7 separate regions of the Homo sapiens genome follow, and regions 1, 3, 4, 5, 6 and 7 are each linked to region 2. Evidence: chromatin loops called from intact Hi-C (ENCODE). Cell type or tissue: IMR-90. All regions are shown on one strand.

Region 1 (4,000 bases), 110 kb before region 2:
TGGAGGATTATGGCTTTAAATAAATGGGACTCACTCTCCTACCAGCATCTTCCCCATTCCAATGCAATCCTCCACACTAGACCATCTGCCAGTTGCTCTGGCAGGAGTGTGTCACCAAGTAGAATGGATCCACTAATTCTGGGATAAAGTCAAGAAAATTCCTCCAATGCAGAACACAACACTAACCTCAGTGACTGTAGCCCTTATATATCCAACGATCTTCTAGGGAAGCAAGAGAGAAAGCACCAATAAAATTCCAAAGCAAAAAGATAAACATCACTTGTAAATGAAGCAATGGGGTACAATTTGGAGCAAATGTTCACTGATAATAAATCAAAAGCTCAATATTTGCCCCCTCAGGCCTCCCCAAACTTCCCATCAGTAAAATGCTATCAAAACAAGCAAGGAAAAACATATTCCTACTTCAATTTCTATTTCAGTGCAAAATACAGTTCTCAAAATGTCAGTTTCATCTAGTTTGGCCTTTCCAAGAACGTGCATAGTTAATCGTCAATGAACTGTAGTGTTTGGAGGATGCTGTTTAATTGAATTTTCAGGTTAACTGGGGCTAAGCAGAAAACTTTTTTTCTTTTTTGTTTCTAGTAGGAATCCTATAAAGTACTGATGGAATGGAAATGATGGTGTCCTGGAGACCCAGGGACCTAGGTTCCTAGGAAATTTCTTGGGAAGTCATATGCAAAAGAAATCCTGACAAAAAGAAGGCAAATAATACGTCATTGTCAGCTGTGTTTGTGTCCCAGGCCTTTAGGTAGAGCTCTCTGATAGAGTTAGCTGGAGCCTATGCCTTAGCTCAGGACTTTTAGGTCCTCACCCTGCCCATGTGCCTAAAGTCAAATCTTATTATTAGGACATCACAGGAAAAGAGCAAATAAAGAATGTTTACAATGAGAAGAAAGTGCAAAATATCCTTGCTTAATATGCCACATGGAAGTGAGTGCTAAACTGCCTACTTCAGCCTCCTGAAGAAGAGAAGCAGATTTTACCCTTAATAATAAATGTGGTTCACGGCAAAAATGGGTTTCACCTCATGGATAATTTTATGCCTTTTTAAATGAAATTTTACTCTATTATATAGATGATGACTTGAATATTACTCCTCCATGTCTTTACCAGATTCAGAGAATATAACACCACTAAATTACTATCATTGCCATCATTACAAACACATATTTTCTAGCACAGTTGGTTCCACAATAGACTAGCATACCGGTGCTTACTGTAGGGAAATGTAAAAGAGAAGGCCAGCGCAGCGGTCATTTAAAGAGATCTAAGCCATCTAAATTATCCTCCTAAAAACCCTTCAAAATCCTAAGAAGACAAGTAATATTAATTTACTTTTAAAGTAAGGATACTTTTTATAATTAGTACCTTGCCCTTTTGTTTAAATTGTGATAGTCAAATACATTTTTTAATGATATATGAATAGTTCATGGATAATACAGGCCCTTATATAAACAATAGGTATGGAACATATAATTCCATTTTAAACTTGTCATTTTACATTTTTGCAATTTAATAGTAATTAGATCCTAATCTCATTATCTTAAGACTTTGCAGTTTGTATCTTGGATTTCAGGACAATGAAAGGTCACCTCTGAGTTATGTGAAGCTGTGGCCTTGTTTGGGAACACAATTCCCAAATATAACACTGTTTGAATGGGAATATATTATCCATTATACTCTGATGCATTCAATGATCTAGTTTCCAGAAATAGATTTTGGCAAATAGCGAGGACTGAACTTCTATTAATGATACCTCTGCCTCCCTGCTTTAATTACTTCCTTGAATCAGGTATAGAAAGCAATTGATTCATCTATTGATTATGGTAAACAAGCACCATAGGGAGCTTCATTGCCATTTCATAGAGGGCTTGTGGCAAAAAGGGATGTATCCATCCTTCAGTTCATAGGACAAAGAAGCCCATGCATGAAGTCACCATAGCACTTAGAGACCAGTGTCCACCAACCATGAAAACCAAATAGGCTGCAATTCCTTTTGATTCTGCACCTCCCTAAGGGGGCATGAAGTTTCTCCAAAGAGAGTTTGAAGGCCTTGTCTGCCCAGATCTGGATGCAAAGCTCAGTTAGGTTCAGCTCTGAGGCTCTGACACCACAGGCTCAGGAGTTTGCTTACATTACTCTGAGATCACAGGTCACCCTCCGAGATCCCAGCGAATTCACTCTCCCACAGTTTACCCCAGGAGTCCAACAGGCAGAGTGTGAGAGGGTGAAAGATGAATCTGGGTAAAGTCATAACCATTCCCAGAAAAAGAATCCCAAGCATGTACTCAGCTCAAATATGAACTGGGGGACATCCAATGAGCCTGTCACATGACACTGGACTTGGGAAAAGTAAGTCAAAAATATGCTTGCTTACTTGGTTCATGATTAACTATTTAAGACAAGTTGCATGGATGCAAAACACATATGAAAAAGTGAAAGCATAAGGCAAATCCACAAAGGGACAAAAAGCCCTAATGACAATAATAAAAATACCATGATATTTTGTTTCCAACTGAGTTAGTCAGAACACTATCAGCTATTGGTGACTGACAAAAATGCAACTCAAACTAGTTGCAACCAGAAAGGGAACCTATCAGTTCATAAACTTGGAAATTCAATCTTGCTTCAGGTACTACTGAATCCCAGATACTCAAATGATGTCTTCATTATGCCTTCACTCTATCACCATCTCCTGGCTCTGGATGTTCTGTGTTGGATTCACTGATCTCTTCACAAATTCCCAAAGAACCTGTAGTTCCAGGCTTGTTTCTGTTGCTTGCAATCTTAGAAAGAAAAAAAACAGATCCTCTCCTCTAAAAGTTTCAGCAGAAGTCCAAGGGTTACGCGCATCAGCCCAGTTTGGGTTGAATGCCATCCATAAGTTTTACACTGCACCTAGGGGATGGAATGTGCTTATTAGACCTATTCCTGTTCAAGAGGTGTTGGAAGCCCCACCTGAACAGCACTGATCAAAAGAGAGGAAGGGGACAGTCCCCAAAGGAAAAGTGAGAGAGTGATGGCAAAATAAGGGAAAAGGGTGTTGGGCAGACAAACAACAGATAACCATTTTAGCTACCAACACTCAGATGGCAGTCTGTGGATTAGACTTGGAAATGCCTAAAATTCTCTAGACAATCTCAGTGCCATCTCCGGCATTTGCTCTTCAGTTCAAAGACCCAAGACTACATCAACTAGAAGACTCATAGTGCATTGCTCATTCATTCAACAACTATTGTGCACCTCCCCAGACCTAGTTACTGGGGATACAATGGCAAGCAAGATGTATAAAGTATGATAAAAGATAGGATAAGGAATGACATCACAACTAATATTTATCATTAGGTGGCAGACACTGTGATGAATTTATTTACATAATTTTAAGGGTGTTACCAAACACAGAGAAAGGAATCCTAGCCCAGCCTTGGGAGATCAGGAAATGCTTCTAGAGGAAATGAACTTGAAGTTGAGGTTTGAAAAATGGGTAAGAGTTTGTCTAATCAAAGAGAGAAGTTAGGTAGTTCAAGCAAAGGAAACAGCACAAGCAATGTCTCCCAAATCAAGAAACAGTATAGTATTTTAGAGGAACAGAAAGACTTGTATAAACTCAAATAGTTTATTAATATAAACATTCTTAAGGGCAAAAACTATTCTTATTCCACTTACAATGTAATCTTAAACAGGTTACTTGAATCCTCTGGGGGTCTCTCATAATGTTGTTATAAGGATCAAATGTAATAATATAGGTAAAATAGTAAATTTAAAGTCATCTACAACTCCAAGGCACACGTCAAGAACTAAAACTATTATGTAGATTCATAAATCCTGCATGATTAAGGAAAGATGACTGGCTCTGTATAATTGGGTCACTTGAGAAAAACATGCTTGAGCTTTCTGATGTCTATTTACCCACTAAGCTTCCTTATACTCATTGTGTGAGGTTAAACACACACAGGAGTCATGTGTCTTTTATATCAGT
Region 2 (4,000 bases):
GTTCTTTTTTCAAAGTAAGTATTTGATATGTTTAAGAGGGCGGAAATTACGAAATGGAGGCAGAATGAGATCAAAAGCTATTGAGTTGGCAAAGACGTGTTGAATAAAGTGATAAATGACAGGTACTGGAATAATACATTCAAATAACTTGCAGATCTGCCCGGGCGGATTTCAAAGCGGTGGTGTAACAGGCACAAACACGTTAAGCATTAACAACTATCTCTCGCCCACTCCCCCTCCCCCCGGACAAGCCATTTGATGTTCTAGTTTGCAATTACTCCACGCAAAGTGGACGTCCTCCTGCGCGATCTTTGGGGGTGTGTGGGACGGGGGCGGGGGAGGGGAGGGCAGAGGGGTGTGTGCTCGCCCACTGGCCCTGCGGGTCCAGCGTTCTCCGTGCCCAGACGGCGCTCCCGGGGAGGGCGGGGAGGGGACAGAGCCTCCCCGGCACGTTTCTGGGCGGCCGCGGGGGCGCTCGCCGCGCTCCCGGGAGGACGCCGGAGGTGAGCCCGCTGTCACTGGGCGCCGGGGCGGCCGCCTCCCTTCGGCTCTGTCATTTCATGTGTGACCGCAGTTCTGCGGGCTCCCCTCCTCAGCTGACCGACCTCAGCGCCGTGGTACCTACCGAGGGGAACTATTTTGGGGAGTCTGTGCCCACGGCGCAGCGGGGAGGGAGGGCGCACTGCCGCCTGGCGAGGCTTTGTGTTGCCAAAGCGAGAGCAGGGTAATCAAACAGACTTTTGAGGGCAGCTAGTGCTGTGCCAGGCTCTCGAGCTTTCGAGGTAGGTGTAAGGATCTAAGGATCTTTTTGTTAAATGAATGGTTTCCCGTTTAACTCATCCCGGGGCTCGGAGCTGCCAGTCCTTCCAGAATTCCTCGGTTTGATCGAGTTGATAGTACTTTTGGCATTGCTAGTTCACTCCCTCTCCCCAGGATCGAATTACTCGTCAGTGGTCTATGCCGGTTAATTACTGGAGTTCGTCGAAACGTTCGCCCTCGAATCTGCCTTTTCGGAAATAAGCCCCTCCCACCTCCCCGCTCACCTCCCCCCTCCACCCTCCCCGGCCAGCTTTGGTTTTTAAATGTTCATATTTCCCGACGTCCGCCTGCAATTTTAAAAAGGTGTTGTTTGGAAATACTGTGAAAAATCCTGCAACCTACCAACAGGTTGAGCTCTTTCCCCCTCCCAAGGTCTGGCTCGGCCCCCTCCCCCGACCCAACTTTCCTGCGCAGCTGTCTTCCTCCCCCTCCCTCTCCCCCTCCTGATTTCTTATTATTTGCTTTTCAAATTTATTACTTCAACATGGCCTGTGATCTGGAAAAGGGAAGGATTAAATATCCAGAAAAGAACTGGTGCTTAACAGACTTCTGACTAAGTCCAGGAGGAAATTATTCAGTGTTTTATGGGATATTTTGTGGTCACTCTTTTTTGGGGGGCGGGGAATTGAAATTGGGATGTTTTTTAAAGACCCTGAGTTGACCCCACTTGGTACAGTTTTAATTTTTGTTGGTGTAATTAAATGGTGAATTCTGATTTAAGAATAAAGGCTATATTTGCCAAACGTTGCATCTGCTAGAAGTGTTGACAGTGAATAGATATATTTTTAAATACACGATTTCTTTTTAATTGTTCATTATGGGGAATTGAAAGGGAACCATTGTAATGATCTGTGCATTTCGTCACTGCTATATGAGCCATACCTGAGAAAATTAATCTTGCCATTTAAAAGTAAACTCTAGGGGGTTTGCGGAGGGAGATGGCTCTATTTATAATCCTCAGCTGCATATACATCGTCTAATATTATGCATGATTTGTTTTTTAATGCTAACACGGCTGGTAATTAGCTGTATGATTATACTTGTATATTTCATTAGGACTTTGGCTGATGTCATTGTGAATTATTCAGCCATATTAAAACAATTTTCAATTGAGATAATGACACGCCTCAAAATTATGCAAATGCAGACTGCATTGTGCAAAATAATTATGACAAATGTAAAGCAGGTAGAAAGTTTCCCAATGCAGATCGGTTTTCCACCCTGGTGATGTCATTTCCCCCCTGGCCTAAGTTAGTCATTCATTAGCAGAATAGCAGCAGCAGTCTTCTCTGGAGGAGAGCCTTACAGAAACCAGCATTTACTGCTGGCACCTAGAGGGGGCAACAGGGCCCTCTCATTAAGAAATTTGCTTTGTTTTCACTTATTCCATTAACTTGTTTATATACATTTAAATGATTTTTATTATTGATTTTAAATAGTTTTGAATGATGCATTTGCCATTTGCAATGTGTAACTGAAAGAGAAAGGTTTCTTGGTGATATGCACTGTTACTTGGAGAAAATGTTCAGCACATTTAATCAGCCAGTACAGTTTATTTTAAGTAACCAAATGGAGATTAATAATTTCTTGATTGAGCTGACATCAGCATCCATTTCGAAAGGACAGCCAGGACTCAGTATGCTTTTTTTGGTTTAAGAGAATCATTCTGCCTTTTTATGATTTCTTGAAATGTAAAGACGTCAGTTCTAAAAGCAGAAAAATGATCATTGTGCAAGATTAGAAATAGCGTCCCTGTGTGGTTTGCTGTGATTTGCAGAGGGTTTTTTTTTTTTTGGAATATTTTCTCATGATTTTTGTAATAAATTGTGGGAGGCTGGATAAGGCAGGACTTTGTACACCCATTTTACAGATGGGGACATAGACTCGGAAAGGTTATGTGGTTTGTCAAAGGTCACCAGGCTAGAACCCAGGCCTCCTTGAAATTCAAGGTTATCTTTTCTCCCCAGTGAAACCTACCCTTGAAAGCAGAGCTTGAATTCATCATATTACATTCTAGAAGTGTGTACTAATGTGAACAGTCCCTCAGACATTTTAGAATTGTAACTAGTTAATCAGTTTTGCCAAAGGTCACCAGATGTCTAGGTAGCAAAACTATCCTTATCCTGTAAAGTTAAGCTAATTCTAATCAGTGGTATATAATGATAACAGTTATATTTTAATAGTTATTAATGAGCATTAACAACTTACTATTCATTTTAATGATGATGGTGATGATTTATATGCTTATATACACCAATGCCTTCATATATAATACTTCCAGTGTTCGCAACTGGTGTTGAGGAAAAGCATTCAAGAAAGTCACATTTTGATTCTGCAGCTTGCTATTTGCTTAATCTTGAACAACCATAAGTACTTGGAACCTCAGTTTCTTCAGCTGCAAAATGGGAACAAAGTAGGGATGACTATAGATTGTTGGTGAAGATCAAGAGGATTTATAGGCAAAAGAGCTTTATATACTATAAAGTACTTAAATAAATAGAAAATAATTATGATTATAGTGACCTTTGTTCTAGATATTCTTAATTTTATAAACAATAAAAAAAAAACTTGTGTCTGTGTGGAGGTTCTTGGACCTAAAAATGATACCATCTTAAATTACCATGAAAATGAATAGCAGGGCCATGTGCAAGGAGTTAAGTGTCTTTAGTAATTACTTAGAATTGCCACATTCAGCCACTAGCTCTTCAGAGGAGGAAAATGGCAAAGTAGGCGGGTAATTGGTTCTGTTACTGGATAACTTCTGATTACATTCATTTTCCAATTGCCAAGTGCTTAATCTATTGGCAGTATACCCTCTTAAAATGGGTGGATATGCAAGCTTGGATTTCAGCCTGACCAGCCATCGCTGGGATTTTATAAGAAGGTTTGCTGGTCACCTCCAACTGTGCTTGTGGATGGCTAAGCTAATGATGTCCAGGAGTCAAGATCAGGCATACCTGGATGTTACAGATTCTAGCATGCATTCCAGATTTCTAAAAGTGATTCAGTTATCACCAGCCTCACTACTGAATTAAAAAATGCTAAAAATCCATGTTCTGGGGCCCCTATTGAAGTCTCCTCAAATAGAATCTCTAGAGTTGGGTCCAGGAGTCTGAATTTTAAATATTTAAACAGTCTCAGTCTAGCTGTGTTATCTTGGGCAAGTTCTAAACTCTCTGTG
Region 3 (4,000 bases), 760 kb before region 2:
ATTCTGATGCTGCTGGTCTTGGGACCAGACTTTGAGAACCACTGACTTATTCCTATTTTGCTACCAAGAGAATTACAGCCTTGAACCCTTCCAGCTAATAGGGCCTCAGCTTTTGGTAACCAGCGTCAGTATGCTTAAATAAAACATTGAACCTGTTCACTAAGATTCTGCTCCTCCAGCATCTGCATCAGTTCACCAAGCTCTCTCAGGCTCTAATTTGTCTTCGTGAACCATCAGCCTTGCTCTAACTTTTCCAACAACTGCTTCCTCTCAGGCTTCACTTGGCTTCTACAGCAAATGGAACCTGCTCATCCCCAAGAGATTCTAATTAACTCTCTTGGGGCCAACTCCCTGAGTGAATGACTTGAATAACTCAGCATGATTGCAATGTTTTATTTATTTAAAGATTCCAAATTCTTCTACCCTGCATGCCTATGTTAAACAAGGACAACCCAAAAAACAATCATGAATTAAAGAAATGCTTCTTTATACCCTGAGTTGTTCCTCTGTTCTCCGACTCTTTCCATGTTCCTTTAACTTTCACAGATGGCCAATCTTTCTTGATTTTAATTTGGCAAGGGCCCTCCTTAAACATATTTTGATGATGGTAATAGAAAATAAAAATTAACTACAAGACTGCTGTCCTAATCTGTCATTAACAGGTTTTTCTTCCTTTGGAAAGATTAGCAGAGTATGAATCATTTCAGAGGGCTTCTTTTTCTTTTCTTTTCCTTGCTTTGTTCCTCTCTCCCTTCCTTCCTCCCTCCCTTCCTTCCTTTCCTTCTTCCTTTCTTTTTCTTTCTCTCTCTTTCTCTTTTACTTTAATCTTCTTCTCTCCCTCCTTTCTTTCTTTCTCTCTTCTCCTTTCCTCCCTTTCTTTCTTCCTTTTTCTTCTTTTCCCTTTTTTTCCCCTTAGGCCCAACCCTTCCAGTCCCCGTTTTTTGCAGTGTCGAATTTCTTGCCACAAAATTGATGCAATTGCCGCATTCTCTGCAATGAATATACAGGCTCCCTTCTTGCTCTCAGAGAAGTGAAGCCTATCCTTGTTACCTTCAGCTCCCCGTACCAGTGAGCAACTTGGCCACGCAGGGACTTTAGGGCCTGAGAATGGATTCCTCGAAGTACTCTGCAGGAATTGATTAAAACAGGAAGGAGAGGGGCGGGGAGATGAGAGAGCCAGCAGAGGAAAATAACATGTTAGTGCTCCTTTGTGCCTTACTGAAGTCAAGGCTGACTTCATAGTGTCACTCAGGGAAGGAGGCCAGGATTCTAAAGAGGAGAAATGATTAAGAGGGAAGCACAGAGGAGGATGAATTCAGAACCAAGCAGGGAAAAAACCTCATACCAGCCATTATGATAAAATCAAGTAGGTGCAAGGAAATGAATGGGCAATTTGAGAGTGAAAATTATTTTATATCAGGCAGAAGACAGGATTCAAGGGTACTTCTAGCTTCAGGTATCTCTCACCATGCAATGTATTGATGTTGAGCTGTAAAATAAATTACTTAGAGTCTAACTTTCCCATTGGTTTTATTATTAAAGTTATTTTATAATATAATTTTATAATATAAATACATTTAATATATACTTATATGAATATAAATATATTTATATTTTAAATATAATAATGTTATGTGTTTACAAATGATTCTAAGTTATATAAATTATTTTCATAAGCTATACAGATCTTTCTAATGAGTGAGGTGAGGACTTTTGATGAGCAAGAGGAGGAGTTGTAGGCTGCTCCTGTGGCATGCTGGGTGTTTTAGAGAATTGAATGGGATTTGACTTTCCTCATTTTCCTTGTTTTTGTTCTTACAATCTGATTTTTTAATAATGGATCCTTCCTTTCTTTCTACCCTTGGTAGAAGTAAGAAGTATTTATTTCATACTTAGAAGTCCCTAGTTTCCATATTTACAATGCCAAATTTAATCTCCTTATCTTTTGCCTAATTTGAGCATAGAAAAAAAATTTTTTTCATTAACTTGGATTCCAGATTTGCAATCTGTGAGCTTTCAGATAGTGTCACTTAAGAAAAAAATCAATCAAGATAGGGTCATACAATTTTTGTCCACTTAGGGGAACAAAGTGACATTGAGAATTTTTAAAACTTCAATTAAGAAAAGAATTAATTGCAATTTAAGGCAAATCACTACAGTATAAGCTGAATATTTGCTACAGTAAACAAAAATATTGTCTGTAAAGACATAGACGAACTCACTTTGTGTCTAAGTCAAATTACCTAGAGTATTTGAATGAGGCAAAAGCGTGTAAAAGTGATGTTCTCCTACCATGGATTTCGCCCAGTTCAGTCTGGCTGTTTTCCATTGTGTCTGACTTCCAGAGGTTTTGTAGTACAATGTTCAGCAGTTCTGGTTGAAAACACTACATTTCACCAATAGGTGTCACTGTCTAACGCATGATATATTCAGACATTTAAAAAAATTATCATGTATGGATTTCGAGGTTCTGTAATTCTAATGAATTCCATACTTTATCAGTGTCGCAGTGTAGAAACATTGAGCATTAAGTTTCTATAGAGCAAAGACTCTAGAGGCTGCTGGGGGCAGAGGAAGGAGGTGGATCAGATACAGAATTCTAGCATTTTAGCTATTTCAGGGGGAAGTTAAGAGTAACAGTACGGATCTTGAGCTCACTGGCACTCAGAAGACTGTGATCAAGCTGATGACATAAATAATTTGAACAATTGCTTCTTGAGGCTCAATTGCTTTTTCCCCCCTTTAATCAGTGAAGAGTTGCCCTTGAACACTTGACAAAGCAGGCAGTATTTAGGGATTAGAAAAAGAGAAGAGAATCACTGTTTTGTCAAATTCTCTTAAAGATTTAAAGGCCTAAGTTGAATTCCCCCTCAACTTTTTTTTTTTTTTTTTTTTTAGACAGGGTCTTGCTCTATCACCCAAGATGGAGTGCAGTGGCATGACCATAGCTCACTGCAGCTTTGAACTCCTGAGCTCAAGCAATGCCCCCACCTCAGCCTCCCTAGGAGCTGGGACTACAAGGTGCATGCCAGCACACCCAGAAAATTTTTTAATTTTAATTTTAATCTTTTGGTGGAGATGAGATCTTGCTATGTTGCCCAGGCTGTTCTCAAACTTCTGGCCTCACGGGATCCTCCCACCTCAGCCTTCCAAATTGCTGGGATTACAGATGTGAACCTCCACACTGGTCACTTTCATCTTGATGGTACAAGAAGAAAGTTGCTTTTCCATGAACTTTAGTGAACCTCATGGAAAGTTTATTTTTTATCAACTGCTTTAAAATTTATTATGGAGGTTTTTGAACCTATACAAAGTTAGAGAGAATAGTATGATATACCTTGATGAGCATATGACACAGCTTTAACTATTATCAATGTATGGCCAGCCCTGTTTCATCTGTACCTTCTCACCTCTGCCTTACTCTACTGGATGATTTTGAAGTAAATACTAGACATGATATAACTCCACCCCTATATATTGATGTATGTATCTCTAAGAGACAAGAACACTATTTTTAACCATTCTTAATATCTTAAAAATTAACATTATTTTTAATATAATCTAATATGCTGTCAGTATTCAACTTTTTTCTTACTGCTCCATAAATATCTTTTCTTTTTCAATTGGTTTATTTGAATTAGGATTCAAATTGCTTTTGGAGGATGGGTTTTATAAAACTCTTCTAAGGTGTAATAGTTTTCTTCTCTCTTTTTAAAAATGCTATTTCTTTGCTTGAAGAAGCTGGATCTTTTGTTTCATAGAATATCCTGCACTCTCGAGTCAGCCTATTACATCCTTGTGATGGCATTTGGTATGGTCATCTATCTTTTGTGTATTTCTTGCAAACTGAAAGTTATATCTAGATGCTTGATTTTATTCATGTTCAATTTTTTTGAAAACACTTTTTATAGATGATGCTCTATTTTTGTCATTGTATCACATAAGAAGCATATGATGTTTGACACACACACATACTCTGTCTGCTGTATTTAATTTTTTA
Region 4 (4,000 bases), 280 kb before region 2:
TGTTTTCTCATCTGCATGAAAAATAGAGGTTATTATAAACACGTGGCAGAGATGGTAAAAGGTTATGAGAGATCATGTAATTAACATAAAGCGCAAGTGTCTACACATAACAGGCCATTGATAGCCATAGTGCACTATTCTTTCTATTCCAGAAGCTGGACCATACTGCCTTAAATTATTTTCAAAGTATCACAATTGCCTATGGAGACTCAGGCATCTCTGTAAAGTAGATTAAGTAATTATCCCTCAGATTGTTCAGATGGAGAAGCCAAAGCAAAGAACAGTCAAAGCAACTTCCACAGGCTGCAAACAGAGTTGTTGGCAGAGTAAGGTCAAGAACTCAAGATTTTTCTAAAGAATCTCAAAGTAATTCATGTACTTTATTCATTGCCACTATAGTCCTGCTAAGCTGGTAGGAGGAAACTGCTGTCACTGCATTTGGTAAATGGTGAATCTAAGACATATGAATGCTAAATGACCTATAAGAATTATTAATGTTAAACAATGACAGAGCAAGGACTAAAACCTTAGCCTATGGATCTGCCATTTTCTTAACACTGAACTTCCCTATCCCACAAACTTTTAAACTGGAGCTCTACAAAAATGAATTACTGATCAGCACACTCAGAAAAAAAAAATGAAGAGAACAGAGAGACAGAAGGGAAATGGAAAGAACTCTTAGGAAATTTGACGGAATAAAGATAAACACTGAAAATGGTAGAAGTTGTGAATATGGCCCATATGTTCTTCTGGAGCCTGAAATTACCAAGACAAATAGGTGGGAATATATGACTGCTAGACAGACAATGTACCAGAGATATCCATCTAGGGATATAGTAATCAAAGTGTTATCAAGAAACGTGTCTTCAGGATCATGGAGAATATGCTATTCTGATGATGACTCAGAAATTTCAAAATTCTTGGTTTGTGCCTGCATAAAATGAGTTATTGGCTTGAAACAGAACAGAGAAGACAGACTTGCAATGCAGAAAATATTTTACTCCTTTTTAACTAGCTCTTTGCAAAAGAATGTTATGATAGTTGGTGAAGAAGCACTTTCTAAAATAAGAATATCTGTTTTGGGCACAGAACAATTCTTAATATTTCCATGTTTTAAAAGCAGTAGTTTTCCAGCACTGTTTAAAAATTAATAACTATGATGTTCCAGAATTCTTGTGCCTCCTTTCTGAAGACAGACTGGGGAGGAGGCTTTTGCCGATATTAAGTCATGAGCTATATAAGGCATACCTCTTGAATACTTGCTGGCACTGACTTAATTCTACTGTCTACATGATAACCTACATTTTTTTCCCCTTTAAGATACAGCAGAGTGAAGGCAATACCTTTATCTTTTTGATGGAGATAGAGAATTTCATTTTCTAGAGAGATACTTTCTGAGAATTTCTAAGGACACTTAATTCCCAGGAGGGCTTAATGAACACCACAGGTCAAGGACAATTTAAATATGTCAAGCACAATTTAAGAACAGTCCTGCCTAGAGGCAGAATGACACATCTTAGTGGGAGGTGTTTGAATTATGCTGGAATTCAGAACATGCGATGACGCACTATAGTATTTACTTCAGTTCTTTCCTACCCCTGACTCTTAAGTAATCAAAAGAGAAAAACAACATTTCACGTTTCTTCATGCTTGGGCTGTGTGGGCTGTGTGGGCTGTGTGGGCTCTGTGTGTGTGTGTGTGTGTGTGTGTGTGTGTGTATTGGAGAGAGAATGTCTTCCCTCCTTATGGAAGTAGCATGACACTCTTAGAGTTTGAGCTTCAGAGTTCAACTTTCACAATTGGTCTAAGACAGAAAAGATAACTGGAAAAAGATAGATACTTAGCAAAACTGAAAAATCAGCAAAAAGAATCAACAATGTCTTTTTATGGGACCACAGGTACCCTTCTTCCCCAGTGTGTGACTTTGTGAAATCTCTTATATATGCTCTGTTTTCCCCAACCTAACGACCACACTCCACCACTTCACCCACATTAAATGGCACCCCATCCAAAAACCATAAACTTGAACTTTCCTGAGCTCTTGTTAAAGGATTGAACTAGGCCCTTTCCCCTTCAAGGCACAATGGCATGTGATTGCAAATGTATCCAATTTGGCTTGCATAGCATCTTGTCAGATCCGATTCAGTGCCACTCATTAAAAACAAAGAGTGCTCACCTCTAATCTGAATTTTGTACTTTTTGAGAAGAACTGGAAGATCTGAAGATACTGGGCTCACCATCCTGAAAGGCAACAGCCTCCAAGAGAGGAGTCTCTCCTGCCCCTTTAGACAGGTCATGCGCATTGCTGTTTACCAACTTCCCAGAGGGCTCCCTCTATGTTTGTTACTGTTGACTGCAGGGAGGGGTGCGTGGTTAGGGACTTTCAGTCAATGCCAGCATGTGGCCCATGAGAACAGAGAGGGTGGCCCCCCTTTAGAAGCACAGAGGGGAGCGGGGTGCAGTAATGTGCACATGTAGCTCTAGTCACTTGCTGGGAGGGAGACTGAGGCCGGAGGATCATTTGAACACAGGAGTTCAAGGCCAGTCGGACAACATAGTGAGACCCAGTCTTTAAAAAAAGTTATATATAAAAATAAAGAAAAAAAAGGTTATACAGAAGCACAGAGAGGAGTCGAGAGGCCTGGTGAAGTTGCCTCTCATGCTGCAAGGTGTGTCACTGCTGGCTGTACACCTATAGGCACAACTAAGTGTCCACAGATTGGGGGAGTTCTTTTTTTGTTTGTTTTGTTGTTTTATCATAGAGAAAAAACTAAACTCAAATAACCAAAGAAATCCAAGACCAAAACTGCCCATATCCCCATCATCTAAACAAAGCAGTGCTGGTTTTTGTGTTGTTGTTGTTTTTTTTTTTTTTTTGAGAAGGAGTTTCACTCTTGTCACCCAGGCTGGAGTGCAATAGCACAAATGCAACCTCCACCTCCCAGATTCAAGCAATTCTCCTGCCTCAGCCTCCTGAGTAGCTGGGATTACAAGTGTGCGCCACCACACCTGGCTAATTTTTGTATTTTTAGTAGAGATGGGGGTTTCACCACGCTGGTCAGGCTGGTCTCGAACCCCTGACCTCAGGTGATCCACCCACATCAGCCTTCCAAAGTGCTGGGATTATAGGTGTGAGCTACTGCACCCAGCCCAGTGCTCTCTTTTAACCACGTTACCTTGAAACCATGTTCATAGGAACATTCAAAGATGACCTATTTGTGGCAATGTCGGAGGCCTGACTGTGATATATTGCATATGTTCCGTTTACATCACACTAGGAACCTATCATTTTCCACAGCTTTTTTATCCTTTTCTCCCCAAAGTACCTAAGGTAACCCCACAAACATGACAGCATCTATGCATCTATAAATGTAGATATAGGAGCATTTTGTTAGGAGAAAATGGGGTCCTGCTATATATATATATATATATATATATACTTCTCTGCAGCATGCTTTTCTCATGTAACAATACAACATAGATAAGAGGAAGTTTATGTCACTGAAAAACCCTTTGACAAAGTTTTACAGAGAGTCCCAGGAAGCCTTTTACCTCTTCATAGATGTTCTGTTAAGACCTCTTTGTCTGCTCCTAACTGATGAGCAGGTCCCCCTGAGGTGAGCAGACACACAGGAGTTAGACTCACCCCAGGCATGGCTCACTGGGAAAGCCATGTTATTAAAAGCCATGTTATTAAAAGTCAGATCGACCTAAGTTTGAATCCTTCCTCTGCCACTTACTGGCTCTGTCACCCTTGGGTGCAGTATTGTTTCAGACAGTAAGCTAGCTTGGAGCACCTCACCAAGGTGCAGCAGCTGAAGAGCTACTCAAACCTGATGCAGGCCCATACTCAATTAACTTACCCAGGACTTAGCCATAAGAAAAACTCAGAACATAAGCTAATGTTTTAATTCTAGCATACACATGAATGTTTCGTGTTATGAATTATTCTTATTTTGAATTATATAGGGGGGTTACCATAATCTTTTTGGTGTTTAGC
Region 5 (4,000 bases), 170 kb before region 2:
TAGGAATGGTCATCTGAGCTATCAGGAGAAGCTGCTTCCACACATACTGGCTCTTGTTTTCGTTGGGTTTTGTTACATAATCCTCTGAGGAGGCATGGTTCTTTCAGTCCTTCACCTGAAGATGAAACCCACATAAAATCCAGGATCTTCCTTTTATCTCCCTTGCATTGTAGAAGTTTTCAGTATTTACCAAATCTCATATTTCACCTTCTCATTTTTTTTTGTATTAAGATTAATACAGCAGTTGCCCCTCAAAATACTTCTAAGGAGTCAAACTTGGAAATTAAACAGATTTTTGCAGCAAAATTTTGATTAGTGCTTAATGGAGCATTTTGCTTAACTAAATTTGCTTTTGACGTGATATTTTATGAAAAATCTGTTGGCACAATTTTCTGACTGGAAAAACATTAAAAATGGAAGGGAGGGAGGGAGGAAGGGAGGGAGGACAGAGGGAGGAAGGGAAGGAGGGAGGGAGGGAGGGAAGGGGGGGAAAGTTTCTTTTTTAAAGGGAGATCTTTTAGTACCTCAAAGTCATATAAAATCCAGCAGAAATTGCTTCACCCTTAATATAGATGCCAGAAGTTACATTATTTTGAGTGATTGATATCAAGCCATTTGATTACAATTTACCTGTTCTAAAATTTCTAAACAATGAAGAATCTCATAATTAAAATGTTCTGATTAACTAGATTCCAGATTTTAAAGCAAAAGAATTTTGAATATATATGGTTCTATTGTTTGTCAGACTGTATAAAATTTGCCAGTTTTATATAACAATATTTAAAAGTAATTTTATTATGTGAAAGCAGATTACCCAAGTCTTTCTTTAAATCTACTTTTTGAATTCTTTATTGGCATAAAGATCTGTATGAGCTGAAAGAAAAGATATTTAAATTAATACAGTCTGCCTGGATTCCCCAGGGGAGTGATGAACTAGCATTTTAATTACTAACAAATTTAATTATTCAATCCAGGTGTGAACCATCAAAAATTTAGAGAACTCCTTTGCTTTAAGCAAGTACTTTTCATTTCTAGGAAAATATGATGCCATCAATGTCTAATCTAGAATGCAGGTTCAAAAAGCTGTCAGATTTGTAATGTGGTTACATTATTTTGTTTCAATTGTAAATTCCCAGAACATTAAATCTATCAATAGTTGACTGTAAAGACAACAACTACCACCCAAAAGTTAAGCCCTGCTGATATAGCCCACTTTAACTTTTTACCAGTCTTGGAATTACCTAAATCCTTTTGGCAAAACTGAAAAATGAAAAGTTTCCTTACTGGAAATAGATTTGCTATGTAAACAGTTATTAGAACCATATAATCTGTATCTATAACTACTGCTCCTGCGACTTTTCAAATTTAATAAAACTGTCTATTCAGTACAGCTTTCTTGGATTTGCAAGGCTCTGTTAGTCCTCAAAATAATAAGGCAAGGCTCACAAAGACAGATGGCAATTGCCAAGATTACAAGTACTTTTATATTGATTTTAAAAACTCTAGTAAAATATCAAAATATGTTATCTCCTGGAGAACAACTTGAAAATAAACTAGTGAAATTGAAAGTTAGGATGAGAAACGCTTATTAAATCTTAATCTTGGCCAAATCTTGATCTTTATCATTACAGTGAATGTTTTTAGAGCTTTTATTGGGATCAAGTGAACCAGTTTGGAAATGCTTTGATATTTATGTTTGGATTCTGTTTCTACATTTACTAAGATTTATGTAACTATCTACCATCTACTTAGCTAGATGTACCATTGCAAGTAGTATATACCGTGTTTAACTAATACCATTTACATATGCTTTTTATAAATAGTATCACTTATAGGTAATACATGCGTTTATCTGTTGTAATGTCTTTTGGGTTTGATTGCTTAACCAAATGTTCTAAACTATTTCTGTTATTTTAAAGCATTATATAATTTTAACCTATTTATAGTTTATTTCATTCAGAACATGCATCCTGCCATTTTTTGCTGTATTTTGAGATAAGATTTTATGTTAAATACATGCCTCAAAAGAAAGATTAAATTACCTACCTAATTTAGCAAAGAAAAAATATTTACCATATGTGAAGTCTACCTAGCTTGAGTTTTGAAATCCAGAATTTTCTAATCCAGGAGAAGGACTCACTATTTAAGGTGTTTAATCAAGAGCTGGAGAAGGACAGAATGAATTGCTGTGGCTGCAACTTACACCAGAGTCACACTATAGTGCCCTCCTGTGGAGGTTTGGTTAAAACTTCATTTTTGTGCCCATGAGAATGATTTTCAAACTAAGTGACAAAGTCATCACATTCAAAATTGCCAAAGTTCAATATAGTTTTGTCATTTTTTTCCTTTGCAACTAGACATTAAATTACTTTCAAAATATAAGAAACATTCACAGTTCAGAAGATTTGCAGTTCAAAATACAAACCGAGACTTGTCAGCATTTTATCTACATTTCTTATTTTATTTTAGTGGATTTTACCTCAATTTTTACTTAAATAGTTGAATGTTAAAGAGGAGAGAGCATAATCAGTTCCTGAACTAGGAAGATAAATTCTTCAGCTAACATATTTACAGATTTATGTAATAAAAAGAGTTTTCTTGTTAAAAGCATAAAGATTATAATATTGTAGAATCCCAAAAGAAAAAATAACAACAAAAGTTTAGACTATACACTCATTTATATTCATCAAAAAATGTGCAAACAGTGATTCTTTTTCAAACTGTTATACTTCCCCCCGCTTACCCCCAGTTGAAGAGTTAACCTTTTTTTCTGAAGATAAATTAATGCTACTTATTACGTATTTATTTCAAAATAATTTGGTTCATTTGTTTTTTCTCTCTGCCCTAAACCTCTTTTTACACTTAGTTTCAAGGGTATGAAAATGTGAATTTTATCATATGTGGCACGTGCACACTCATATATGCCCTGAGACTTCTTTACACAGTTGTCATTTGTACACCTTTAAAATTAAGTTTCAGTGTATACAAAATTCTCAGATCGATGGATTAGGTATTTCCTTTTGCATTTCCTCTTTTCCTCCCCAGCCCAATGCTCCACCACCCAAGCTTTTCTAATTTGCGACTGCCAGGGATGCCTGTTAACTATTGAAAACCTGAAGCCCACCTTCACTCTTCAATGGGATATTAAACAAGTGTTAAGAATCATAGAACCTAATTAAGACTTTATTCAAGAAGTAGGAAGGGGGAAAAAAAAAACACTAAAAAGACTTAAGAGAAAAACCAGGAAGTTTTACGCAGCATTTTATGTCAACAAGAAACACAATGGATTTTTATCTCTTCACATAAATCTTTTTAAATCTGTCTCCTGAAAATGGGAAGGAGAAAACATTGGTTTTTCAAAGTTTAAATGTCTGTAATTACAGACCATTAGCTAACTGGCAACGTTCATAACTAAAGAAGTAAGTGGAGCGCTCTCTGTAGGAATGGCCATTATCAAAGAGATTGTGAGTGAGCTCATCCAAACTAGAAGTGTTAGATAAAATTTTAAAACAAGAACAAAAATAGGATGAGAAAATGCAGAACAGGGTGGAAGATGGTGTTCATTTCCTTTAGTAAAAAATGGCTTAATTTGTGAGACCAGATTAGATAAGAAACATAACTGAGAAATTCAACCTAACCTAAAAGTAACCTTAAAATGTTAAATAAAATTTGCTTAGTACTGCGCATTCTTGTTGTCCTGTGTTCAAAAGAGAATTTAGAAGAATGAGATTTTTCCAAGGCCAGGAATACATAAAGTTCCATTAATGAGCGAAGGTGATATCTAAGATGCCTCTTTAGAATAGTCTCAAGAGAATAAAATTGGGAGCCAGCTAGAAAATTTCCCTCAAAACAATCCAGGATGAACCCCCAAAAGCCATTTATAAAGTAAGTAAGCATCACAGGGCTCAAAGTCAAAAGAGAATGTGTGGGGCTCAGAACACATCCTCTCCAGAAATCTAATTTAGTATCATCAAGAACTTGGTTTGCTCTCTTCCTAGAC
Region 6 (4,000 bases), 450 kb before region 2:
ATTAATATTTTTCTATATAGAGGTATAGATGTTGCCATAATGTTTACTTCATCTCTATTTAATTCCATCAGCCTAGATTTTCGAATGGAAATTTTTTCTTAACACTCAAAAACAAAAATTACACCTTGCTTTACTCAGAATACTTCACCTAGAAAGGGAATGTTCCCCAAATTGAACGTTTTTTCATTGTTAACATATTATTTCAAGGATAATTTCCTACATGTTTTAGCAGCCCATGTTCTGATTTTTTATTCTCACATTTATGACAGAATAGTGTGTGGGCTTTTTCCACCACAAAAATGAGCATATGTCTATATTCAGTTGTATTTGGTAACATCAATAGAATAAAGCATTATTAATCATATTCCTATTTAGACCATTTACCAAGACTCATTTGTTGCTGAAATTTTATACTAAGTCAAATCAATCAACTTTTTTCTTTGCTTATTTTCAAATATGAGTGTAGATACTATGCCAGCAAGATTTTCCTTGAATTCATGTTATAATGCACAATATATATAATGGGTCTGTTCTTCCAAAATAAAGGTGAGAATTTTTTTTTTGACGTTTTTGCCTGGAACCAATGGTTTATTGGCTAGTCACTCAAGTAAATTTGTCTGACTTGTGCGGACATAAAGTGTGCCTAGTTGATACAATAATATTTTTAATAAGAAGAAAATAAAGAAAAATCTTTGGATTTAGAAAAGATCATTGCTTTCTTATTCATCACCAGTCAACATATATTATTTTATATAATTCTCTAATCACCTATGAGGTAAGTATTCACAGGTAAGAAATTGAGGCTGAGACATTAAGTAGCCTGCTCAAGGTCTGACAGCAAGTAGGAAAACCCAGATTTTACCCCATTATCTGTCTGATTTTGAGGTGCGTACTCTAAACACTAGTATATCCCCAGTTCCCTGTATAACTTGACTTATTGACCATCACTCATTTTTATCCCAACCATTTTTCCTCTCTCGGTTGTAAGTCACATGTCAGTACCAATCAGCAGTAAACAAAGATGTAGACGTGAAGGTAAAGTTCCATTGGCTATAGTATTTACACACAACAGGAATGTTTGACTTAATGCGAGTTAAGGCCTCTGGTCTACTCTTGGAGGGGGAGAGCAGCCCCTCTTCTGAGGCTGAAGGTCTCCTAGAAACTCTGGCGGTTGGTGGCAGGACTATTTTCCAATGAACAGTTTTCAGCCTCAGACTTCATCTTTCTGTGACCAAAGATATTTCCACTCTGGCTTATTAAACCTACTCAGTCAAAGTTAAATCAATGTTATATGACCTGCTGAGTGAACAAACACTTTTCTCCCCCTTTGTTTCTTTATCCCTGAGGCTTACTTGGGAAACTAACACCATTTTTCTTTGAGATTTCCAAAAGGCACACTGGAAAGTACCTCAAATGTCTCACGCTTAATAAATTCTTCATGGGGGTGGGGAGGTGGAGCCAGGGGTAGTCACATTCCCATCCTGGTCGTATTAAATTAGGATTGTTCTTGAATAATTTCAGCATTGATAATTCTAGAAATTTTTCAACAGTAGAAAATGTAAGTAAGATTCACATCATCTTCAGAGGCAACATGTTTTCTTCCGTGAACTGTCAGGAAATACAAAGCCTTTTGTAGTTTAGTATGTAAAACTGTAGAGGGGTTGTTTCATTTTTTTTGAACACAATGACTATAATGCCATTGTGTATGTAATTGTAAATTGCCTAATACCATTTTCTCCTTTCTCATAGCATGAGATATTTTTAATGTATTGATATATATATATATATATATGAAAACACATCCTATTTAAAGAATTAAAAGAGAAAGAGGCCTAACTTGGAGAAGTTCTGGATGAACTTCCAGATGGATTCCTCTGGGGGTTGGGGGAGGCTCTTCGTCAATGGCAAGAGAATCTTTTTCTCAATTATTTGATTGCCATTCAAGCCTTTCGGGGAGGAAATAAGCACCACACGTGGCGTGTAGTTATTGCACACAGACGTTAAGACTGAACCACTACCTGCTGGTCCCTTCACCAGCGTTACAACCCGTTCCTTGCAAGATAGGCAGGCCGTTAGCCAAGCCCCAAAGCCAGCAAACCCAGACACCTGAAGCTGGCGCTGTGCTAGAGAACGCGCGACGCGCGCGGCTGGAGGGAAGGGAAGCGGATGAAACCACAGACGTGCAGCGAGGGTCTTCTCGTCTTAGGAGGGTGGCCAGTGTGCTCAGCTCTTGCGAAGGTCGCTGATGCCCAGCGAAGGACATTCCCACATGTGCACGCACGCAGAGTAACCCGCGCACACTCACACACCCCAGTTTCAGAAGGCACACTACATGGCAACCTCCTTGTCCCAAGACTCCCCTATTTGCGGGCACATTCAGCAAAATAGACCAGCGCTTCCTCTCTTTACTCATCTTCCAAGTTTCCAAACCTGAGACTGGGTGACTCTTGCCTAGGCTCACAGATCGAGCCTTCCCAGTGTTGCACTGGGACCCTAGGGTGGCCCTGGGGTGCCCAAGAGATGCGCAAGCATCTCGCGCCTTCCAAGCGATCAGCGAGGAAAAACGGGGTCCAAATTCGAGTAGAATCTGCGGGTTGCGGGAAGATGGCCTGCGAGTGCGGTGGGGGACAATACCCTAGGGCCCCGTGCGCCCTCGCTTTCCCGGGGCACTCTCACCATTTGTAGCCTCTGCCGCGCTTGAACTTGAGGGTGAGCGCAGTCTCCAGGAAGAGCAAGAGGTTGAGCAGCGCAAGCAGCCAGTACCGCGGCTCCTTCTTCACCTCGGTCACTCGCCAGACCCCGACCAGCGAGTGCAGCAGGAACAGCAACCGAGTGGCCAGGGCGTTAAGGAAGACCAGTCCCTCCATGCTGGCCGGAGCACTCTGCCTACGTCCCCTTGCCTGCGCCCCCAGGACCCTGCCGGGCGTGCCCGGAGCCCACCGGTGAGCAGGAATATGACAAGCACTGAGACCTGCTGCTGCTTGTGGTCCCTTCTCACCCTCAGCGCCCGATGCCGGTAGAACTGGTGCGCGGCTCGCCCCTCCCCCAAACTTCCTGAGAACTCTTCAAAGAGGGGTGAGTCCAAACCCAGCTTTTCCAGACTGCTGGGTTTTCCAGGGAGTCTGGGGCTGCGCTGCCCTGTCTCCAGGGCGTTATTCTCCAGCGCTGCCCATCCCCCTCCCAATCTCGGGGCCAGTCTCCATCCCTGTCCGGTATCCCCGCCCCCGGGCCTCTGTGAGGTTCCCAAGAACTTCCCCATCACGAGGGGGCGGAAAGAGGAGGGAGGAGGACTGAAGGTCAAGGTGCAGCACAGCCAGAAAGGCGGAGGAGGAGAGCATCTCTGGCAGCTCCGCCTTACTTTTCCACCGAAGTACTTTAATTCACTAACACGTTTCACGCTGTCATGCTGACCCGAAGCCGGGACGCAGGAGGGCCAAAGAATCCAAGCAATTTTAGAAACCCCGTTACTGCCCAGCTTGAATTAAAACTTCCTAGGATCAGAGGCAGTCAGACCCTCTGGGCTTTCTGCGAGTTTAGCGCACCTCCCTGGGCCAGTGGGTAGCCCTGCTCACTTTTACTACTCGAAGATTCCTTATTGTGCCATCCCCCACCGCACCCCACCCCTGTTGGTTATTTTTTTTTCTTGAAAAAAATATAGGGGTAGCAAGATAAGACGGAAGAAGGGAAAGTGGAGGAGGAGAGGAATGATAAAACCAGGAATGCCATTAGAAGGTAAAATGCATGCACTCTCAAATTCAAGGACCTGTGCTCTTGAGATCAATGACCATGAATTAAACTCTCCTCTTTCCAGCGTCCAACACAAGAAATGAAGTCGGGGTTTCCCAAAACACCTTCATGATTTTTGTTTGCTTGTTTGGTGTCCTACCACCTGTACTACTATTGACTTAATATTTTTCTTTAAATGTCCTCAAATTTTTACTCAAATAAATTTATTTTAAAAAGAAACTTTGTATCATTTGTAAATGGAAAGCCTGTATAA
Region 7 (4,000 bases), 630 kb before region 2:
AGCAATGATTAAACAGAAGCCTTATGATTCCAATGTCAGAGTCCTATCTATAAGAAAACCGGGGATGCAAATGGTCAGAATCATTCCATGCAAGGAAATGGTAAGTTCAAGATGGTGGTTATCTCTGGGGAGGGAAGGAAGAGACTTGACACTGGACAAAGGTAGCAAAGGGGGATGGCAGTTCTGTAGTGATTTTTACAGATTGAATTTTAGCCACAAAGAAGTGGGACAAAGTGCAAACCAGATTAATGCTTAATTATAACTATATTTCTGCCCAGAATCTGGCATGTAATTCTTGTTAGTCCTGTGGGGATAGTTTCAGTCAGGTGCTGTGGAAAATGCCATACCAAAAGGAAAAAATACACAATCTTCTCTCACCACAAAAATATAACATACTAGGATACATATACATCCTACTTGTATATGTAAAATATATAATTTATATTTATTATTTTTTATATTATATATAAAAATAATTTAAATGCTATAAGACAAGTGTATCAAAAATGCTAAGATACTCAAGAGGGAGAGGCATTATTGGTTGGAGTGTGCAGGGGAGAAAAAGAGGAACAGGGAGAAGGTTTCTTGTAAAGGGAGGTTTGGGGTGGGGCTGGAGGGATGGTAAGGCACTACAAAGTAAGAAAGTTGTCTAACAAAGAATAGAGAAAAAAGAGACATTTTTGTCCAACAGTGGCAATTCCTACTTGGCTGCATTGCAGGTTATATGCATCAGGAATAGAGGGAGTAAATTCAGGGAGATAAATTGGGACAGAGCACTGAAAATTTTGAATCTCCAGATAATGAGATTAAACCTTATTTACAAGGTACTAGCAAGTTACAGAATCTCTTTAAGCAGATGTTTGGCATGATGTGAGCTGCACTTTGGGAGAATTACTCTGGCATCATGGGTAAGATGATTTGGACAGGAAAGAGTGCAAGAGCAGCTTCAGTCTTCAGGCCACAGTAGCATAATAGCTCAGGTGAAAAAAAATCATGGGCCTGCCCTGGCGCAGTGGCTCAGGCCTGTAATTCCAGCACTTTGGGAGGCCGAGGTGGGTGAATCACCTGAGGTCGGGAGTTCGAGACCCACCTGGCCAACATGGAGAAACCCTGTCTCTACTAAAAATACAAAATTAGCTGGGTATGGTGGTGCATGCCTGTAATCCCAACTACTGCAGAGGCTGAGGCAGGATAATCGCTTGAACCTGGGAGGCGGAGGTTGCAGTGAGCCAAGATGGTGCCATTGCACTCCAGCCTGGGCAACAAGAGCGAAACTCCAACTCAAAACAAAAACAAAAACAAAAACAAAAACAAAAAACAAACAAAAAAAACATGGGTCTGAACAAGGGGATTAATAATAACGGATAGAAGTGAATACATTTTTTTAAATGAAGAACTGATGAGGAGGTTGGGAGGCAGCTGGGAGGGTATCAGTTGTGGCTTACTTTTTGAATCCCCCCAAATTCCCATAGACCAGGGTTTCTCAACCTCACCACTATTGACATTTAGACTGGATAAGTTTTAGTTGTGAAGGACTGTCCTGTGCATGTTTAATAGCATCCCTGGTCTTTGTCCACTAGATGCTAGTATTACCTCTCCTCCAGTGTGAAAGCCAAAACTGCCACTGATATTGGTTAATTCCTTTGGGGGACAAAGTTATCCCCAGTGGAGAATCACTGCCCTATATAAAACCAATAGAGCCACTATGATAAAAAATTCAAAAAAATCCATAGACAGTATCTATTCATATCTGCTATCTATCTATCTATCTCTATATATAACTAAATGTTAAGCTATTTCCAAAGACTCCAAAATATAAGGGATTAGAAAAAAGCCCTGAGAGCCATCAGACATGAGCAGTATCAGCATCTCTGTAGAAGGAAGTAAAAGAAAGACAATGTGGGTTGTGAGGATTCTGATACCAGAATATTCCATATTTCTTATAGATATACACTGGAAAACGACTGAACTGGGTAAGAGTCTTGCAGGCTCTGAATCATGGGTGAGAGCAAGGGGACCATGTTTGATAGGATCTAATGGTGCTGGAATAATCTGGGCCCTCTAAGCCATTGATGATAACAAGCCAACCTTCCCTTCCAGGAGAAATTGTTAGCATGAGCTTCACATTGAGAAGAACAGGGACAAAAAGAGCAGGAAAAAAATAAAAAAGAAAAAAAGAAAACTCCAGATGAAAAGGGATTAGGGAATAGAAGAGAGAGATTCCACAAAATGCAAGCCTATGTATATTTAAGTTACTTTAAGGTAAGAAACAGAAGAGGGAGTCCTAGAGTCATGAGTCTAGAAAAGTTACTTCGCCCTTTCCTCCCTCCTAAAAGTACACAAAAACTCATTTACTTAAGCATGAGCAAAGCAAAAAGTATGCAGTCTCAGAAGAATGAGAAGCAGAATGAATTCCCTATGACCTGGGAGGCACAAAGAATGACATGCCCTCAAAAACAGATGAAGACTGAAGCCCGGTATTTCAAAATGAGCTAAAATAAACCAAGCTAATGGTAGAAGCTGTGACAAGAAATCACAAATAGAATAACTCAGAAATGAGATGATTAAGGAAGATTTAAAATTAGAGTTACATAAGTTGAGAAAAAACTAGAAATAAATAAAATCATTTCACTAAAGAAGTTGAGCCAAGAGGAACACAAAAGCAAATAAACAGAATAGTGCAATGAGAGAAACAGAACATAGAAAGGAAGAAAAAAAATTTTAATCAAAATGATGTAAATAAAGCGTTAAAAAAATAAAGCACCTGAGAGAAAATGATGGTTTAGAAATTTCAACGTATGTCTAATACAGGGGTTCCTAACCCAGGGTCCATGGATGTCAGGGTTTATGGGTAAAATTTAGGTGGTGCAATGAACTTGGTTAAGAAATATATTATGTATATATTTTTACTGACCTCTGGCTGAAATTTAACGTTTTTCTTTAATTATCAACATATGCACCAAACCACAGTAGTACTGACAGTATCTACGATTTTATCACCAAAAATGATCACAAAAGTCAAAATGCCAAATTACAGTTTGGAAAAACAGCTCCAAATACCATTTATGCTCATCACTTTTTTCAATTTGTAGTTGTTAACTATATTTAGATCTCATTAATTAAGAACTATATCTCATTACTTAATAGTTAATAAAGAGTTAATAACTGCAACATAATTTTAAATTATTTTGACAACTGTATTTCAATATAATTAGTTTCCTTTGAAATGCTGTATGTTCTCCTTTATACATCTAAAAATATTATTCTGTGAAACACTCCATTGTTTTTGCCAGACTGCTGCTTCCATGATACAACAAATTTGGTAACTACTGTTATATAAAAGGAATCTCTGAAGAGAAATTATAATTTGAAAACTTTCCTAAAATAAAAACAATTAGAAATTATGTATTAAGAGGACTTGAAATTTGACCCATAATGGCCAACACCATCCTTTAAAATAAATATCTTTAGGCTATCCCACCAAAAAGATAAGTAGAAAGAAAGTTAGATTGTCATCAGAATTTTTAACAGACATACTTTTAGGGCCAAAAATATTATAGTAATATATTTAAGATACTCACAAGAAGAAAATGTCAGCCAAGAATCTTATGTTCAGCCAAACTGACCTTTAAGTACAAAAAGCCTATGGTCAATTGATGTCAACATGCAAAAACACAGAGAACATTGTTCTCATGTGCTCTTCTTAAGGAGTCTACCAAACCACAAAGAAATAAGAATGGATTTAAGAGCAAGTGTTCAAAACTTTTATGGCACTTTGACATTGCCATGACATCCAAGTACATGAATCATTTCTCAAGTAATTTGTTTTCATTGTATTTTACTAAAGTATTGTTCCATGAAAGATTATTATAAAGTTTTAAAAAATCCCTGTACTAAAATATGAGCTTCAGACAACCAAATTTACTGAAAGCATGGGTAAAGAACATTAAATATCAATATACTTGTACAATCAAGACCAAAAATACACTATAAATGAGGC

The links. Hi-C counts contacts between places; a loop is a spot of excess contacts. Peaks named below come from ENCODE experiments on the same cell type or tissue, not always from the same donor. Only the 100,000 strongest peaks of a DNase experiment are listed, where the experiment ranks them.
Region 1: a loop joins it to region 2, with 2.6 times the contacts of the local background. A loop is called at or near these places in 3 of 110 quality-filtered maps.
Region 3: a loop joins it to region 2, with 5 times the contacts of the local background. A loop is called at or near these places in 2 of 110 quality-filtered maps.
Region 4: a loop joins it to region 2, with 2.9 times the contacts of the local background. A loop is called at or near these places in 8 of 110 quality-filtered maps.
Region 5: it touches region 2 in a loop (3-fold over the local background); 5 of 110 quality-filtered maps call a loop at or near these places.
Region 6: it touches region 2 in a loop (3-fold over the local background); 2 of 110 quality-filtered maps call a loop at or near these places.
Region 7: it touches region 2 in a loop (2.3-fold over the local background); 4 of 110 quality-filtered maps call a loop at or near these places.

Annotation. Positions count from the first base shown.
Region 1 is chr10:61,789,139-61,793,138 of GRCh38, forward strand. The region is part of intron 3 of LINC02625 (long intergenic non-protein coding RNA 2625); the gene reads right to left. Among named protein-coding and RNA genes, the nearest start is that of LINC02625, 77 kb to the right of the region's middle. In IMR-90, no CTCF peak of the experiment used is centred here; a DNase peak (open chromatin) is centred at 2,233; H3K27ac peaks cover 1,409 bases.
Region 2 is chr10:61,902,846-61,906,845 of GRCh38, forward strand. The region is part of intron 2 of ARID5B (AT-rich interaction domain 5B); the gene reads left to right. Among named protein-coding and RNA genes, the nearest start is that of ARID5B, 3.1 kb to the left of the region's middle. RefSeq lists a silencer at 286-605. In IMR-90, CTCF peaks have their summits at 743, 2,136 and 2,587; a DNase peak (open chromatin) is centred at 2,066; H3K4me3 peaks cover 2,138 bases; H3K27ac peaks cover 2,089 bases.
Region 3 is chr10:61,138,575-61,142,574 of GRCh38, forward strand. No RefSeq gene overlaps it. Among named protein-coding and RNA genes, the nearest start is that of LINC00845, 120 kb to the left of the region's middle. In IMR-90, a CTCF peak has its summit at 2,385 (motif pointing right); a DNase peak (open chromatin) is centred at 2,397.
Region 4 is chr10:61,627,465-61,631,464 of GRCh38, forward strand. No RefSeq gene overlaps it. Among named protein-coding and RNA genes, the nearest start is that of CABCOCO1, 33 kb to the right of the region's middle. In IMR-90, no CTCF peak of the experiment used is centred here; DNase peaks (open chromatin) are centred at 917 and 1,587; H3K27ac peaks cover 2,380 bases.
Region 5 is chr10:61,731,312-61,735,311 of GRCh38, forward strand. All of the region lies in intron 5 of CABCOCO1 (ciliary associated calcium binding coiled-coil 1), which reads left to right. Among named protein-coding and RNA genes, the nearest start is that of CABCOCO1, 70 kb to the left of the region's middle. In IMR-90, a CTCF peak has its summit at 2,220 (motif pointing left); a DNase peak (open chromatin) is centred at 2,210.
Region 6 is chr10:61,450,215-61,454,214 of GRCh38, forward strand. TMEM26 (transmembrane protein 26) reads right to left here and starts at 3,167. Exons shown (of 6, transcript NM_178505.8): 1 at 2,677-3,167. The coding sequence starts at 2,867. TMEM26-AS1 (TMEM26 antisense RNA 1) reads left to right here and starts at 2,425. Exons shown (of 6, transcript NR_120643.1): 1 at 2,425-3,075. RefSeq lists a silencer at 1,957-2,251. In IMR-90, no CTCF peak of the experiment used is centred here; no DNase peak of the experiment used is centred here; H3K4me3 peaks cover 1,217 bases; H3K27ac peaks cover 823 bases; H3K27me3 peaks cover 324 bases.
Region 7 is chr10:61,269,284-61,273,283 of GRCh38, forward strand. No RefSeq gene overlaps it. Among named protein-coding and RNA genes, the nearest start is that of TMEM26-AS1, 180 kb to the right of the region's middle. In IMR-90, a CTCF peak has its summit at 2,289; a DNase peak (open chromatin) is centred at 2,348; H3K27ac peaks cover 210 bases.